2 separate regions of the Homo sapiens genome follow, and region 2 is linked to region 1. A link is an interaction called in ENCODE POLR2A ChIA-PET data of the cell type or tissue named here. Cell type or tissue: IMR-90. All regions are shown on one strand.

Region 1 (8,000 bases):
ACATGGTGAGAGGGTCTCAACACCTCTCCCAGGCCCATGGGCTCCACTAAGGGAGTCCTGTGTCCTCAGGGGACAGGGAGCTGGGCCACCTCATTCCTCCAAGATAACAGCTGACTCTTTCTACCATTTGGTGTCCATGCTGAGAAGACCTACATGTCCCTCAAACTCTGAAGTTGAACACGAAGCTTCTTCTCCCCGCCATCAAATCTTGTCTCTGCTCCAGGTGGAAATCAGCCCTCTTCCTTACTTACTCCCAACACTGGATCAACAGTGGGTAGTTTGGCTCCTAGCAGTTCTTGAAGGGGCCCTCTTTTCTCCCTCTCCCTACTTCCACTGATCCCTTTTTGGCACAACCATTTGTCACGGCTCCTGAGGGAGAGGTTGGGCCTGTCTCCAAATAATCTACCAAATCCAGATGCAAATCTTACCAGGTCCCGTTGTCAACAGCTCTCAGTACTGAAGTCCAGGCCCAGTTTCTGGCACTCAAGTTTCTCCATGACCTAACGTCTGACTCTGTGCAACCTCAACAGCCTGTCTCCACCTCCTCCCTTTCCATCTGCTAGTCCAGCGGGACCCCTGACTGCCTCCCCAATGTCCTACAACAGATCACAATGCTGCCCCTCACCAACCTCCTCAGGACTCAGCTCACTTCCTCTGAGGCATTTACAGAACCACGCTCTCCCATCTGTCTGTGTGGCCCCTTGCCTTAGGCGGGGTGTCTCCCATAATCTGTGACACTTTAGAGGGCTCAGAAGCCCCATTTGCTCCAGTCACTGGATCCCTCTGAGCTGTTGACTTCTTTGTTAAATGGGGCCACACCATCCACACCAAAGGATATGAGAATTGTAATAGTGAACACCTAGTGAGCAAGCACTGAGCTGAGAGCTTTTGGATATTATTTCATTTACTCCTCACAGCATCCAGAGAGACAGACCCCACTATTCCACCATTTAATTGAGGCAGAGTGCCTTGCGGAAGTGGCCTTCCCCGGCCAGATCTCCCTTGTGTGCACTTGTGTATCCCAGGGTCCTAGAACTGGGCCTGACATACATTAAGTACTTAGCAAATATTTGCTGACTGAAGTAATTCAAGAAAGAATAACCCCAGCCAGCGATTGAGCCTGGACCCCGGCTCTAGGCTCTTCCTGGCCCACCGAGCAGGATTCTGCTGGGGAACATGGTTGGTACAGGACTTGGCATACAGAAGGTGCTAGTGTGTCGCTGCTGCTGCTGTTGTGCAGGAGGGGTGGGGCGGGGAAGCTCCCCACCAGTCGGAGCTACCCGCGGCGGCCCGGGTTCGCATCCTCCCACTGCTCAGACCGAGTCGGCTCCAGCTTGCTTTGGGAAGCATTCAGGAATAAACGTGGACAGTAGCGGTCAGGAAGGAGATTCCCGTTTCCCCTTCTCCCAGGAGGAAAAGAGGTAACGCTGCCGCCACTGCCCTCTCTTTCCAGGGTGGGAACGCCGCCCGAGACCGGGGTACCCCACACTCCTCCCTAGCGCTGATCCCAGCGGAGCTCAGGCCGCAGTCCCCTCCTGCCGGCTGCGGAAGCTCCCAGAAGCGGAGACTCAATCGCCCCCCTGCCCCTGCTACCAGGCCAGAGTCTGGAGTACAGATACTGGCTCCCTGGGGCCTGGGTGTGCGACCCCAGGCCGGTCATTGCAGGTCTCTGCGCCTCCCTGTTCCTGACTGTGCAATGGGCAGCGGGTCAGGGGCGCACCGTGGGCGCAGTACGTTCCCAGGCGCCAAGGGCTGTGACTGACCGACCTGGGCTTCCACCGCGGGGCCTGGGCCATGGAGACGCTCCGGGCCCAGGAACGGGGGACCTCGGGTGCCCCACTACCTCACTCCTAGAACGCCCACCGCTCACGAAGCCTTCCTGAGCTCTACCCGAAGGTGCTGACAGCCTGGAGCTGAGGCCAAGGCGCTTGGGGGCACGCTGCTTCTCCCTGGGCCTCCTATGTTCACGGAAGGAGAGTTTCCGCAAACCTCTCACTCTCGGCCAGCAGACCCCGCTTCATGAGAGGAGGAGACCCACTAGGGGCGGTGGAGAGGCGAAGTGATCCAGGGTCCCGGAAAGTTGGACAATTCCCTGGACCAGATGGCTCTCAGTTTCCTCCTCTGTAAAATGGGGCCGGTAATAAGCAACTCTCTGGATTCACCCCGGTTTGCTGCGAGGATGAACTAATATAATAGTCTTTAAGTCTGTGACGCTCCAGATGTTCTTGGGAATGAGTAACGCGGGTCCACAGGCCGCCCCCTCGGGTCCGGCCAGAGCATCGGCAGGAACCGAGGAGCCTCGGGGGACCCAGCGTAGGTCCTTCCCGAAACCAACACCTTGGGTGCGGTGGGGCAGAGGACGGGGATGAGGCGGCCGGAACCGCCCTACGAGGAGAGGCTGGGAGGCTCCGAAAACCTGGGGTAGGGGGAGCGCACCGGGGCTTTAGAGGGCGCAGCGGCCAAGGGCAAGAAAGTTTACACTCCCAGAAGCTTCCGCACGCTTTCTCCCGCCTGCCTCTTTTCTTTCTAACTCTTCCCTCTCCTGTCTCCTCTCGCCCTCTTTTTTCTCCTTTTTTATCCCCTTTTCGTCCATCGCTCTTGCCGGCATCTTTCTTCTCTGGGTCCTTCTCCCCCACTTTCATCTCATCGCGCTCGCACTTCATCACCAGACAGCCAAACCCCCTTTCCAATTAAAGTGGAATTAGGCAACTCAATCAAATTAGTTCCCCATTAAAGCCCTTCTTTATTAAACCGTTTTCTTGTCCTGCTATTAAGTTTCACTGCCTGGCGGAACTCGAGCCGGCCCCAGAAGTTTACCTTGGGATGTCGCCGGACCCAGCCGAGGGGAGGAGTCATTCTTTTCCTGGAGCGGGGGAGTCACCCTGCGGGGAGCGGGAGGGACTGGAGGTTGAAGGAGAGGGTCGGCCCAGGAGCGGCTAATTTGCTCAGCTCGGCGTGAGGAGGGAAGGTGAAAAGGGTGAGAGACGAGGTCTGGCTCGAAGTCGCGTGCTCACGGCCCCTCTCCCAAATTACACTTTTTCAAGGAAGGCAGCATGCCACCCCCAACTCCCCAGAACCCCATAACTCCCAGGCTGTAGCCCTTGTCAGAAGAATGGTAGCAGCCACCCTGCCCAGCCGTCGCCTTCGTTGCCTGTGGTTCCAAATCTGAGATGGGGAGCGCGCAGTGTGTACATCCAAATCTACACCTCGGAAAGAGCAGGGACTGGGCCCCCAGCCTTGCAAGATCCCTGTGAAGACTGGGGCCGACGATCCAAAAACTAAGAGCCGGGGCAAGGTGACCCCTCCGCAAGGGTGCCCAAGCTGGGGTACACACTGTGTTCCCTCTGCTCAGCGGTCGCGGGTCCTTCGGGAGTTGTGAGCCCCGCGCCACTCTGGTGGGATAGGTCTTCCGAGTACCACAGGAAGTCTCCTCTCCCAGTAGCCCCGAGGGTCGGAGATCCCACGGGACCTCGGACAAGCGTCTCCTTAGCGCCGCGGCCTGAGTGGGAAATCACGACCTTCCCCAGCGCCCCACCCCCACCCCCTATTTCTCGAGGAGCGGGACGGGATTCGGCATTGTTTTCTTAGAAAATAACATTTATTTCTAGCTCATATCTATGCAAAGGAAAGCACAAAGTGCTGCTCTGCAGCAGCGTTTTCCGCTGCGGGCCCTTCAGTCAGGGCGTTTGGCGAGTCCCGGGAGGCGAGGATGGGCCCGCGAGCGGGCGGTTCTGGCTCAGTCACACGTCGCTCTGTTCCTGCTTCAGTGCGCACCTTGACGGCTCCTTAGGGACAGACCAGCCGCAGGCAAGAGGGGCAGGTGGGCAGGATTCATCCCGAGTTTCCAATATATTTAATCTCTAAACCTGATAAGTACAATGCGCGCATAGTCTAATTTTTTTCCATTTTGTCCCTTTTTTTGCTTGTTTTGAATGTTTTTCACGTTAATACCGAGGTCACCTACAGATTACAATTAATAACTTAGAATTCCATTTTATAACATTATACACTGGCTTGTATATATATATGTATAGATTATATATAGATTTATACATATATAAAAACACACTGCACCAAGGAAACCCATGCTTATCGGCATAAGCAACAAAGAGAGCGACAAATACCGCAACGAGGAAAGTGCACCTTAAAACTTGTTTCCTTTTTTTTTTTTTACAATTGTATCGATATATATGTGTGTCCCAAAGACTCAGTGCCAAGAGATTTATACATCCTAAATTTATATTTGTTAGAGCGAATATTTAAATTTTTTAAAAGTGAGGGCTGGGGAGACACAGAAAAGACTCTCGGATTATCCTGCCATCCACTGAGAGCCGGATGAGCACAGCTAAGGAGCCGCAGGAGCCTGCGCTGCTGTCGCAGCCTCTGAATTCTCATGAATTCCCAGCCTTTTGGAAAGGGGGCCGGGTGAGGCTGGAAGAGGGATCCGGAGGTAGGAGATGAGGACCCAGGCCGCGCACCCCCTCCGAGAACACCTGCACCTGTCTGTAGCTGCTCCCCCTTTGCTCAGCCTTCCCCACCCACCCTCCTAAACAAAACCCAAAAACCACCTTAGAGTGAGAAGACGCCCAGCCAGGGCGCAGAGAGAGCGCTGGGCGAAGAGGGGTCGATGGCCCGCGGGAACAGGGCTGGGGTTCCTGTTTGGGGACCGGCCGGCTGCCAGGCCCCTCGCCCTACTGCTTCTCCGGAGCGCCGTTGACCATAGGCCCGTACAGGCCGCCGCCGTAGGTCGGCTCCTTGTGCACCGCCGCAGCAGCGGCGGCCGAGCGGTCACGCATGAGATCGCTAAAGGCGTAGTCCATGGGTGGGCGGAAGCCGAGCGTGGGCACCAAGCCGGCAGTGGAGTAGGGCGCCATGAAGGCCAGACCGCGGCTGTGCGCCGCCGCCGCGGAGTAGGCCAGGCGCAGGGGGCTGAGGCCGAGCGGCGCGCCCAGCGGGTAGGCGCCCGCGTCGGCACCGAAGTGACTGGCGTTGGGCTGCAGCGGCGAGAAGGCCGAGCGGCTGCTCAGCGAGCCCAGCGCCCCAGGCGCCATGGCGCCGGCCAGCAAGGGTCTGTGGTGCGGAGGTGCGGCGGGCCCCGCCTGCAGCGGCGCAGGCAGCCCAGGCCCCCCGGCGGCGGCGGCGGCGGCGGCGGCGGCGTCGACGCGGCTGGGCCACGCGTCGTCTGCAGCTGCTGCAGCACCCACGGCGGCCTTATCTGGGGGCGCCGCAGGGCCCAGGCCGGCCGCCAGGCCCCCACGGTGGTGGTTCAGCACCTGCTCGATGGCCTGCACCACGTCGCCGCCGCAGCCCTGCAACACCAGCTCCAGGACGCCTCGCCGGTGGCCTGGGAACACGCGTGTCAAGATATCCAGCGGCGTCCGCTGCCGTGGACCCGAGCCTCCGCCCAGCCCTGGCGCCGGCGCGGCCTCACCCTCTTCTTTGTCAGCCTCTGAACCGGATTCAGAGCCCAGAGGGCTAGCGGAGCCCGGGCTGTCCTCCTCGCCGCCGCCGCCAGGGCCAGCGCTGCCTGGGCAGCTGCCACCTGCCTCTTTGGAGGCCCGAGCTAGGGGCGAACCAGAAAAGGACTCGCCATCGCCGTTCTCCGAGCCTGAGCCGGGCCGCACCTCTGGGGACGACGTCCCGGGCCCCGAGTCTGCGCCGTCGGGTGATAAGGGCTTCACCGGCGGCGGCAGCGGGCTGCCCGGGCGGCCTGCCTGCAGCAGCGTCTTAGGAAACAGGTCAAACTTCTGCAACTTGGCCTCTGGGAGGGGAGAAAACGTGTCGTGAGGAGCGGTTAGCTAGAAGACAGCAGTCACAGCACCTCGGCCCTTTGGATCTCAGTTTCCTCTCCCTCAGCCCCACAGCCCTTATTCACTAGGCTCCAGTGCCCCTCTTTCTTTTTGCTCTAGCATTCCTTCCGCTCTGAGCCCCTACAGCCCTGACCCCAGGGCTCCCTCTCTTTCTGTACTCCTCAGAACCCCAACTACCTGTGCCCTGTAAACTCGATGTTCAGTGCTGCTTTCCCCACGTCTGTGCCCCAACACCTCCACCCTTAACTGCCCTTCCAGTCCTGCCCTGCCGTGGAGAAGTGGCCAGGTCCAGGGTTCAAACAAGAGACAACATAACTTCTGCCTAACCACGCTGTACAGAAGAGCCCACTGTATAGAAAATGCCTGCCCTGGCAGTGCAGCCTGTAAGGAAAGGCGCCTTGGTTATCTAGGAGGTCCCAAGCTTCTCTACAGGCAGAAGTACAGCCCCTGTTTCTAATCCACCCTTTCCAAAATTGAGACCTGAGAAGTTCTTCCCTCCCAAGTTTAGAGCGGATCCCTCCTTTCCCTCAACGGCTCTGGCCTAATTTCTTCCCTCCCCACAAAAAGCCACGGGGGTCCAGAAAAAGAGGGTGGTGCTAGGCAGGCAGTAGGAAGCGAAGAGGAAAAGACATAGGAAAGCAGACCTGAGAAACCAGGGAGGGTGCGGAAGAAACTAGAAGGAGGGAGGGCGCAGCAAGCGGTTGTCCAGAGGGCGTTAGGAACGCGAGAAGGGGAAAAGAAACTAGGGCGTCTCAGAACCTAGGGCGTCTCAAAACCTAGGGTGTCAGTTAAAGGGGGGGGGATTCCTTAAGGGAGTTGGGAAGGAGCAGAGGGAAAGGGCCTGTGGAGAAGCGCAGAGCGAACGAAGATGCGCAGGTTTCCACCTGGGGAGAAGACGAAGCAAAGAAGCAGGGACCTGCCTGCGTTTGGGTAGAGGCGAGTAAAAAAATTAAAGCGTGTACATTTCGGCCCGATGCAGGAGAAAGGGGTAAAGTGCAAATGCTCCAGAAGCGGGAGAAAGGAGAGTTTCTGTACCCACGCTCCATACCCGAGGCTGGGCGAGCGGTGAACCCTAGCAGTCGCGGCGACTGGACACGGGGGTTCTACTCTTTCTGAACCGAGACAAGCCCCTGGGCCCCGTGCCCCAGAGCTACGATCCTGCTGCCCCTACCTGCGGCCTGGCCGCGCTCTCACCTGAGCCCCCTGCGCCAGCTGCTCCGCCTCCGGTCCCCGCGGGCGCTCCCGCTCCAGGTCCCCCGCCGTCGGCGGCGCACACTGAACCGAAGACCTCGTAGGCGGGCCTCGGGGGGATGATGCCGTTGGCGGCGGCCAGCGCCAGCCCCTCGGCAGTGCCGTAGAGCAGCTGCAGCTCGCGCGCCTCGTTCTCCTCCTGCGCCTGCTGCCTGCGCAGCGCCACCTGCGCCGCCATGACACGCTGGCGCTCCGCGATGAGCGTGCACTTGGCGCACAGGCAGTCCTTCCAGCGACAGTAGCGTTTGTGGCCCTTGAGGGCCGACACCACGCCATGGTTGCGACAGCGCGCGCACTTGGGGGTCCGCGGGTACTTCTCGGCTGCCCGCAGCAACAGTGGCGGCCCCCGCAGCAAGCCGCCTGCCACGCTCACCGGTAGCGATGCAGCGGCCGCCGCGGCTGCCGCCACCGACGCCACCGACGCCACAGGCGGCCCCGTCGCTGTTGCCGCCGCCGCCGTCGCCGCGCCGGGCACGCTGGGCAGCTCCGAGCGCAGCTCCATGACAGGACCTGACGGGAAAGAAGGTGGGAGAGGGGAGAGACCTGGTGAGGAGCACACCGCGCGCTAGGCCAAAGCGCCGCCTTGAGGAACCCAAGCTGGAGAGGGAAATTTGGGCCGCGGAGGCTGGGCTAGAGGGGCCAGAATTGCTGGGAGGAGGTGCAGTCGGAACCTCCTTGTGAGCCCTAGCACCTTCACCCCAGTCTGGCCATGGCTGCTCTTAGACCTGATATACACGCTAGGGGTAAGATTTTGTCTGAATTAGTGATTCCGCTGGAAAAAATAAAGAGACATGTAAAGTGTGAAAGTCACTGATTCAGATGGCTGTAATGAGAATTTGGAAAAGTTAAGATGATACCCCAAAGCTTAGCCTAATTGGGGTGAGACGGGTGAGAGAAATGCTCGTTTGACGGGACTGGGATTAGAGCGACAGTTTTGGC
Region 2 (8,000 bases), 110 kb after region 1:
TCCATTGTATGGATATACCATATTTTTATCCATTAATCTGTTGATAGATATTTGGATTATTTCCACTTTTTGGCTATTATGAATAATGATGCAATGAACTTTCAGGCACAAATACCTATTTGAGTCCCTGTTTTCAGTTCTTTTGGGTATATGGCCAGGAGTGGAATACCTGGTTCAAATGGTTACTCTATATTTAACTTTTTGAGTAGTCAACAAACTGTTTTCCATAGCAGCTGCCATTTTACATCCCAATCAGCAATGTACAAGGGTTCTAAATTTGTGTCTACATCCTCATAAATTCTTATGTTCCATTTTTAAAATTATAGCCATCCTTCTAGGTATGAAGTGGCATCTTATTTGTGGCTTAGATTTGTATTTCCCCAAAGACTACTGACATTGAGCATCTTTCCATGAGCTTGTTGGTCATCTGTATATCTTTGAAGAAATGTCTATTCAAGTCTTTTGCCGATTTTTTAATTGAATTGTTTAATTTTCTGTTGTCGTGTTGTAGGAGTTAATATATTTAATATATTCTGGATATTAAACCCTTATCAGATATATGATTTGCAAATATTTTCTTCCATTCTGTGGGTTATCTCATTCTTTTTTATGGATGTATAGTACTCCATGGTGTATATATACCACATTTTCTTTATCTAGTCTCCCATTGATGGGCATTTAGGTTGATTCCATGTCTTTGCTATTGTGAACAGTGTTGCAATGAACATAGACATGCAAGTGTCTTTATAACAGAACAATTTATATTCCTTTGGGTAAATACCCAGTAATGGGATTGCTGAGTCGAATGGCATTTCTGCCTGTAGGTCTCTGAGGAATTGCCACACTGTCTTCCACAATGGTTGAACTAAATTACACTCCCACTAACAGTGTGTAAGCGCTCTCTTTTCTCTGCAACCTCGCTAGCATCTATTTTTTTTTTTTGACTTTTTAATAATAGCCCTTCTGACTGGTGTGAGAAGGTATCTCATTGTGGTTTTGGTATGCATGTCTCTAATGACCTGTGATGCTGTGATTTTTATTCATATAATTGTTGACCACATGTATGTCTTCTTTTGAAAAGTGTCTGTTCGTGCCCTTTGGCCACTTCTTAATGGGGTTGTTATTTGTAAATTTAAGTTCCTTATAAATGCTGGATATTAGACCTCTGTCAGATGTACAGTTTGCAAAAATTTTCTCCCATTCTGTAGGTTGTCTGTTTACTCTGCTGATGTGTGTTTTGCTCTGCAGAAGGTATTTAGTTTAATTAGATCCCATTTGTCAATTTTTGCTTTTGTTGCTATTGCTTTTGGCATTTTTGTCATGAAGGCTTTGCCCATGCCTATGTCCTGAATGGTATTGCCTAGGTTGTCTTCTAGGGTTTTTATAGTTTTGGGTTTTCCATTTAAGTCTTCAATCTATCTTGAGTTAATTTTTGTATATGGTGTAAGGAAAGAGTCCGGTTTCAATCTTCTGCATATGGTGAGCCAGTTATCCCAGCACCATTTATTGAATAGGGAGTCCTTAACCCATTGCTTGTTTTTGTCAGCTTTGTCAAACATCAGATAGTTGTAGGTGTGCGGTCTTATTTCTGAGTTTTCTATTCTGTTCCATTGGTCTATGTGTCTGTTTTTGTACCAGTACCATGTTATTTTGGGTACTGCAACCCTGTAGTATAGTTTGAAGTCAAGTAGCATAATCCCTCCATCTTTGTTATTTTTGCTTAGGATTACTTTGGCTATTCAGGCTCTTTTTTTTGGTCCCATATGAATTTTTTTTTTTGAGACAGAATCTTGCTCTGTTGCCCAGGGTGTAGTGCAGTGGTGAGATCTTGGCTCACTGTAACCTCTGCTTCTCAGGTTCAAGTGATTCTTCTACCTCAGCCTCCCAAGTAGCTGGGATTACAGGCACCTGCTACCATGCCTGGCTAATTTTTGTATTTTTAATAGAAGCAGGGTTTCTCCATGTTGGTCAGGCTGGTCTCAAACTCCTGGCCTCAGGTGATCCACCCGCCTCGGCCTCCCAAAATGCTGGGATTACAGGCGTGAGCCACTGTGCCTGGCCCCCATATGTATTTTAAAAGTTTTTTTCTAGTTCTGTGAAGAATCTCAATGGTAGTTTAATAGGAATAACACTGAATCTATAAATTGCTTTGGGCAGTATGGCCATTTTAACAATATTGATTCTTCTTACCTTTGAGCATGAAATGTTTTTCCATTTGTTTGTATCTTTCAGATTCCTTACAGCTAGTGTACAGAGATACAATAGATTCGTATGGGTTAATTTCATATCCTACAAGTTTGCTGACTTTGTTTTAAGCTCAGTTTTTTTGTTGGTGTGGAATCTCTAGGGTTTTCTCATGTAAGATCATGCCATCTGCAAATAGAGATAATTTTACTTCTTCCTTTCCAATCTGTATGCCTTTTATTTCTTTTTCCTACCCTGGCTAGAAGTTACAGTCCTATGTCAAAAGGCAGCAGGGAAGTTGGAATCCTTGCTTTTTTCCTGATCTTGGAAGAAAAGCTTTGAGTGGTTCACTATTGAGTACGATGTTGGCTGTGGGTTTTTCATATGTGGGCTTTATTATGCTGAGGAAGTTCCCTTTTTTTCCTATTTAATTGTGTGTTTTTATGATGAAAGGGTGTGGATTTTGGCCAATTTTTTTTCTGTGTCAGTTGACTCTTGTTAGTATCAGAGTTACAGATTATGTTGCATAATAATGTGAATGCAAAATACCTGCATGTATATTTCCAGTACACTCTTTCATCTTAATTTGTGTTCCCTATAATTCATTGGTAAAGAAGCTGACATTAATTCCTTTAATACTGAGTACATGATACTCACCCAGATGCAAACCACAAACTTTAGGAAAATTTTTAAGATCATAACTTTTAGATAATAAAAATGAAACATAACATTTAAATAATACTAATGATAGTTTCTAAACAGTAGAAGGTAATTGATATCGTTTGCGATATTTCACAAAGGTTATTTATATCCAGTTTAATGACTCCTGTTTTGACCTGTAGGTTAGCTTTCATATCCCATTTTTTGTAGAGATAGGGTTTTGCCATGTTGCCTAGGCTGGTCTTGATCTCCTGGGCTCAAGCAATTTGCCTACCTTGGCCTGCTCATGGTGGCATGAGCCACCGTGCCTGGCCAAAACAATTTTAAAATTATTTATTATTTCTAGGCTGGGCATGGTGGCTCACACCTGTAATCCCAGCACTTTGGAAGGCTGAGGTGGGAGGATCTCTTGAGCCCAGGAGTTCAAGACCAGCCTGCACAAAATAGCGAGACCCCATCTCTATTAAAAATAATAATAATATTTATTATTTTTAAATAATTTTAAAATTTTTTTCATAGAGATGGGAGTTTTTCTGTGTGGCCCAGGCTGGTCTTAAACTCCTGACTGCAAGCAATCCACGTGCCTCTGCCTCCCAAAGGGCTAGGATTACAGGCATGAGCCACTGTGCCCAGCCTCCACCTTTTGGTTATTATGAATAATGCTACTATAAACAGTCATGTACAAATGTTTACATGGACACAGGTTTTCATTTCTCTTGAGTATATAACTAGGAGTGGAATTGCTGGATTACATGGTAACTACATTTAATCAACTGAAGAGCTGCCAGACTGTTTTCCAAAGCTGTTGCACCATTTTACATTCCCACTAGCAGCCAATGAGGGTTCAGATGTCTCCACATCCTTGCTAACATTTGTTGTTACCTGACGACTTTTTTTTTTTTTTTGAGACAGAGACTTGCTCTGTTGCCCAGCTGGAGTGTAGTGGCGTGATCTCGGCTCACTGCAACGTCTGCCTCTCAGGTTCAAGTGATTCTCCTGCCTCAGCCTCCTAAGTAGCTGGGACTACATGTGCGTGCCACCATGCCCAGCAAAGATTTTTATATTTTAAGTAGAGACAGGGTTTCGCTATGTTGGCCAAGCTGGTCTCAAACTCCCAGCCTCAAGTATCTGCCCACCTCGGCCTACCAAAGTGCTGGGATTACAGGAGTGAGCCACTGTGCCGGGCCCCTGATGACTTTTTTGATTCTACAAATTGTAGCAGGTATGAAGTGGTACCTCATGCGGCTTTGATTTGCAGTCACCTGGTGAGTAATAATGTTGAGCTTCTTTTCATGTGCTATTGGCCACTTGTATATCGTCCTTGGAGAAATATCTTTTCGAACCCTTTGCCAGTTGTTGCTGGGATAATTTGTCTTTTTGTTATTGAGTTGTAAGAGTTCTTTATATATTCCAGATACAAGTCCCTTATTATTAGATTAATGATTTACAGTAATTGTCTCCCAATCTGTGGGTTGTACTTTCACTTTCTTCGTGGTGTCCTTTGAAGTAGTTAGTCAACAGTACTGATTCTGCCTCATCTTTTAAAATTTAACTCAGCTTGCAAAATAATCACTAAGTGAAAAACTTCTGTAATATATATTTCTCACTGATAATAGAATAAAGAGTGATGACTACTTCCACCTCTTCAACATTCATACAGCACATATGACAAGAACTGATTCTTACTTTGCACACATTAGTAGTTTCATCCAACTGTAAAGTATCTCTCTAGTAGTGTTCACAATATACTTATCACTCTTCCATTGACCACCCCATTACCATTGTATATGCCATCCAACAGTGTCATTTGATGAAGTATTTAACCCAAGAACTTACTCTGCTGTCTCTCTCTCTCTCTCTCTCTCTCTCTCTCTCCCTCTCTCCCTCTCTCCCTCTCTCCCTCTCTCTCTCTCTCTCTCTCTGAGACAGGGTCTTACTCTTGCCCAGGCTGGAGTGCAGTGGTGCAATCACAGCTCACTGCAGCCTTGACCTCTTGAGCTTAAGCAATTCTCCCAGTTTAGCCTCCCGAGTCGCTGGGACTACACCACCATACTTGGCTAATTTTTTTTCCCTATTTTTTGTAGAGATGGGGTTTCCACATGTTGCCCAGGCTGGTCTCAAACTCCTGGGCTCAAGTGATCCTCCTACCTCAGCCTCCCAAAGTGCTGAGATTATAGCCGTGAGCCACTGCACCCAGCCTGCTGTCTCTTTTGAGCATTAGCTTCTTATGGCCAATTTTGCAGGGGCTTTACAAGTTTCTTGGCAATAGCAGGGTTTGCATCCATTTTTACCTTGAGTGTACTTATAAACAATTTCTCCTCTGGGATTTTGCATCTTCTCTGCTTTTAGCAATAGATTTTTTACTTTAGTGATATTATTTTTCTTCTGTTCTAAAAAAAATTCTATTGATTTAACAGAGAGGTAGATCATTAGGCTTTACTTAATAATGAAGCAAAAACTTTGAAGGGCTCATGCTTTTATCAAAAAATGTTCTAAGAAACACTGACACTAGGGGTAAATGGATTCTTTCTCTTATATGATCAATTTTTATATATTCACTTCCTAATCAAATTTTCTTTTATGGAAACTAGTATGAAAATAATCACACTCAGATTCAGCTGCCTTGGCATCTTCTATACTGGTACTGGAGTTCCTTGAATTATTTCTATACTAATGTTGAACCACAGTTGACCCTTAAACAACAAGGGTCTGAACTGTGTAAGTCCACTTACATGGAGAGTTTTTTCAATAGAAGTTATACAGAGTGTGCCTGCCTCTTCTGCCTCCTCTTTCACCTCCTCTACCTCTTTTGGCTCTGCTTCCTCTAAGACAGCAAGGCCAACCTCTCCTCCACCTCTCCTCAGCCTGCTCTACGTGAAGGTGACAAGAACAAAGACCTTTATGATAATCCACTTCCACTTAATGAAGAGGCAATACATTTCTTCTTCCTTAGGATTTTCTTAATAACATTTTATTTCTCTAGTTCACTTTATTAATGCGCTATATAATACATATAACATACAAAATACATGTTAATCAATTATATTATTGGTAAGACTTCTGGTTATCAGTAGGCTGTTAGTAGTTAAGTTTTGGGGGAGTCAAAAGTTATACCTGCATTTGACTGTGTCAAGAGTTGACACCCTAACCTCCACGTTGTTTAAGAGTTAACTGTAGTTTGAACTACACTAGTTTGTACTGGTTTGCAGTTATTTATTATACTATATTCATCATTACTTTTATGTTTCAATGAACCATTGTTGAGCCATGATCCATTTTGGGAAGCTAAGAATATAATTGACTTAAGCAAGGAAAAATGAATGTAAATCTGACAATAACATATGAATGACATGAAGTTCAGATGTCAGAGTCAAACACCTCTGTTAAATGAATGCTTGCCAAGACAAAACAATCAATGCAATCAATCCTTATTATCTATTAACAGTCTAATAAATTGTAACAGATGTGATAAATTAAATGGGATTTGGAAGAATATAATTTATCTTACATTCAAAATGTGAAATAAATGTGAACAAAAATCAACCTGTTGCTTATTCATATCTAACTGCTTGGGAATCTTAGTAGATAGGTACTCCAGTAGTTCAGGAATCACACTGAGAAACATTGCCCCAGAAGAAAGAACCCAGCATGTAGCAGGAAGCTGAAGAATAGCTGTTATTATCTACATTCTTACCTGTTCCACCTGCCTTGTAGCTTGAGAACATGTCTGGCTCACCCTGGCTAGTTGCTCCCTGGGCTTCATCCACCTGATTAGTTGATAAACTTTATTGGAATTTCTGGGTTGTAAGCCTAAGGACCTTGTTTATCTTGCTCACAGCTGTGTTCTTAGGCCCTACACAGTGTCTGGTATACACTAAAAGCTCAATAAATATTTATGAAATGAATACATAAATCAAAGTGAGAGAAATTAATTTTCTGTGATTTGGGCCTCAGAAAGGAGAAAAATCACTGGATAAGTAACTATTTTTCTAAGCAGAATGTAGCTACCTTCAGAAAGGCACCTATGGTGTGGTTGGCTAACCATTTAGTAACCTAATCATCAACAGTTAACACAGCCCTTTCTCCTTGAAGTTACTTTTAAATATTAGAACTTTTATAATTTTAGCATTTTCAGTGGAATTCTAATGTTTAAAAATATCGTATTTTTGGATTTTTAATCTCACATATAAATTTATATACAGCTATCTCAGGGAAAATTCTCTTAACAGAACTACTGACCAGTGAGTAGTTTTGCTAGCTTTAAGAAGTGGTGTGTGTGTGTGTGTGTGTGTGTGTGTGTGTGTGTGTATGTATATATGTATATATGTATGAGTGTGTGTGTGTGTATTTTTTAAAGACTAAGAGTAAAATCTCCTTTTAAAGGTCTGTTTAGTAAGTTTTGCTTTAATTTTTGTACCAAGAGATTGTTTTTGTTCTCTGTGTCTTGAGATGATTTATTCCTGCTTTAAAGAAAACAGCAATAACTCATGGTCATAGATAGTAAAAGGATGTTACCAGAGGTTGGGAAGGGTGGTGGGGGGAGGTGGGGATGTTTAATGGGTACAAAAAGAATAGAAAGAATGAATAAAGCCTACTATTTGATAGCACAACAGGATGACTACAGTCAATGATAACTTAATTGTATATTTTAAAATAACTTAAAGAATGTAATTGGATTGTTTGTAACTCAAAGAATAAATGCTTGAGGAGATGGATACCCCATTCTCCATGATGTGCTTATTTCGCATTGCATGCCTGTATCAAAACATTTCATGTACTCCATAAACATATACACCTACTGTGTACCCAAAAAATGAAACAAACAACCAACAAGAACAACAACAACAAAAAACAAACTGCAACAGAAGCCAGAATCAGTATTCTGTTTGTCATTGTTAGCTCTGCAAACAGAAGGGGTATGATGGTGATGAGATTTTAAACAAAGGAAAGGAAAAGGAATGCACTGCTGAAAACAGACTAAGACAAAGCTTAGGGGAAAAAGTTACACACTTGTAGCAAACAACAAAGCCAACAATTTCCTTTGGCAACAAAAAGGCTGCTGTGAGGTAATAAACGTTATCTTCCCTACAGTGTGGCAATGCTGTTTTTAAATCCTAAATTAGAACCCTTTAAAATAAGCCTAGAATGCCCCTCTG

What was found. Peaks named below come from ENCODE experiments on the same cell type or tissue, not always from the same donor. Only the 100,000 strongest peaks of a DNase experiment are listed, where the experiment ranks them.
Region 2: POLR2A ChIA-PET joins it to region 1 with 5 read pairs; 4 of 35 experiments call an interaction of 5 or more read pairs at or near these places.

What each region holds. Positions count from the first base shown.
Region 1 is chr1:50,413,974-50,421,973 of GRCh38, forward strand. It overlaps DMRTA2 (DMRT like family A2), which reads right to left. Exons shown (of 3, transcript NM_032110.3): 2 at 7,005-7,571; 3 at 3,577-5,761. The coding sequence starts at 7,563. The coding sequence ends at 4,692. Among named protein-coding and RNA genes, the nearest start is that of DMRTA2, 5.5 kb to the right of the region's middle. RefSeq lists enhancers at 4,130-5,080, 5,081-6,030, 7,266-7,765. In IMR-90, no CTCF peak of the experiment used is centred here; no DNase peak of the experiment used is centred here; H3K27me3 peaks cover 7,830 bases.
Region 2 is chr1:50,523,125-50,531,124 of GRCh38, forward strand. All of the region lies in intron 15 of FAF1 (Fas associated factor 1), which reads right to left. Among named protein-coding and RNA genes, the nearest start is that of FAF1-AS1, 86 kb to the left of the region's middle. In IMR-90, no CTCF peak of the experiment used is centred here; a DNase peak (open chromatin) is centred at 3,517.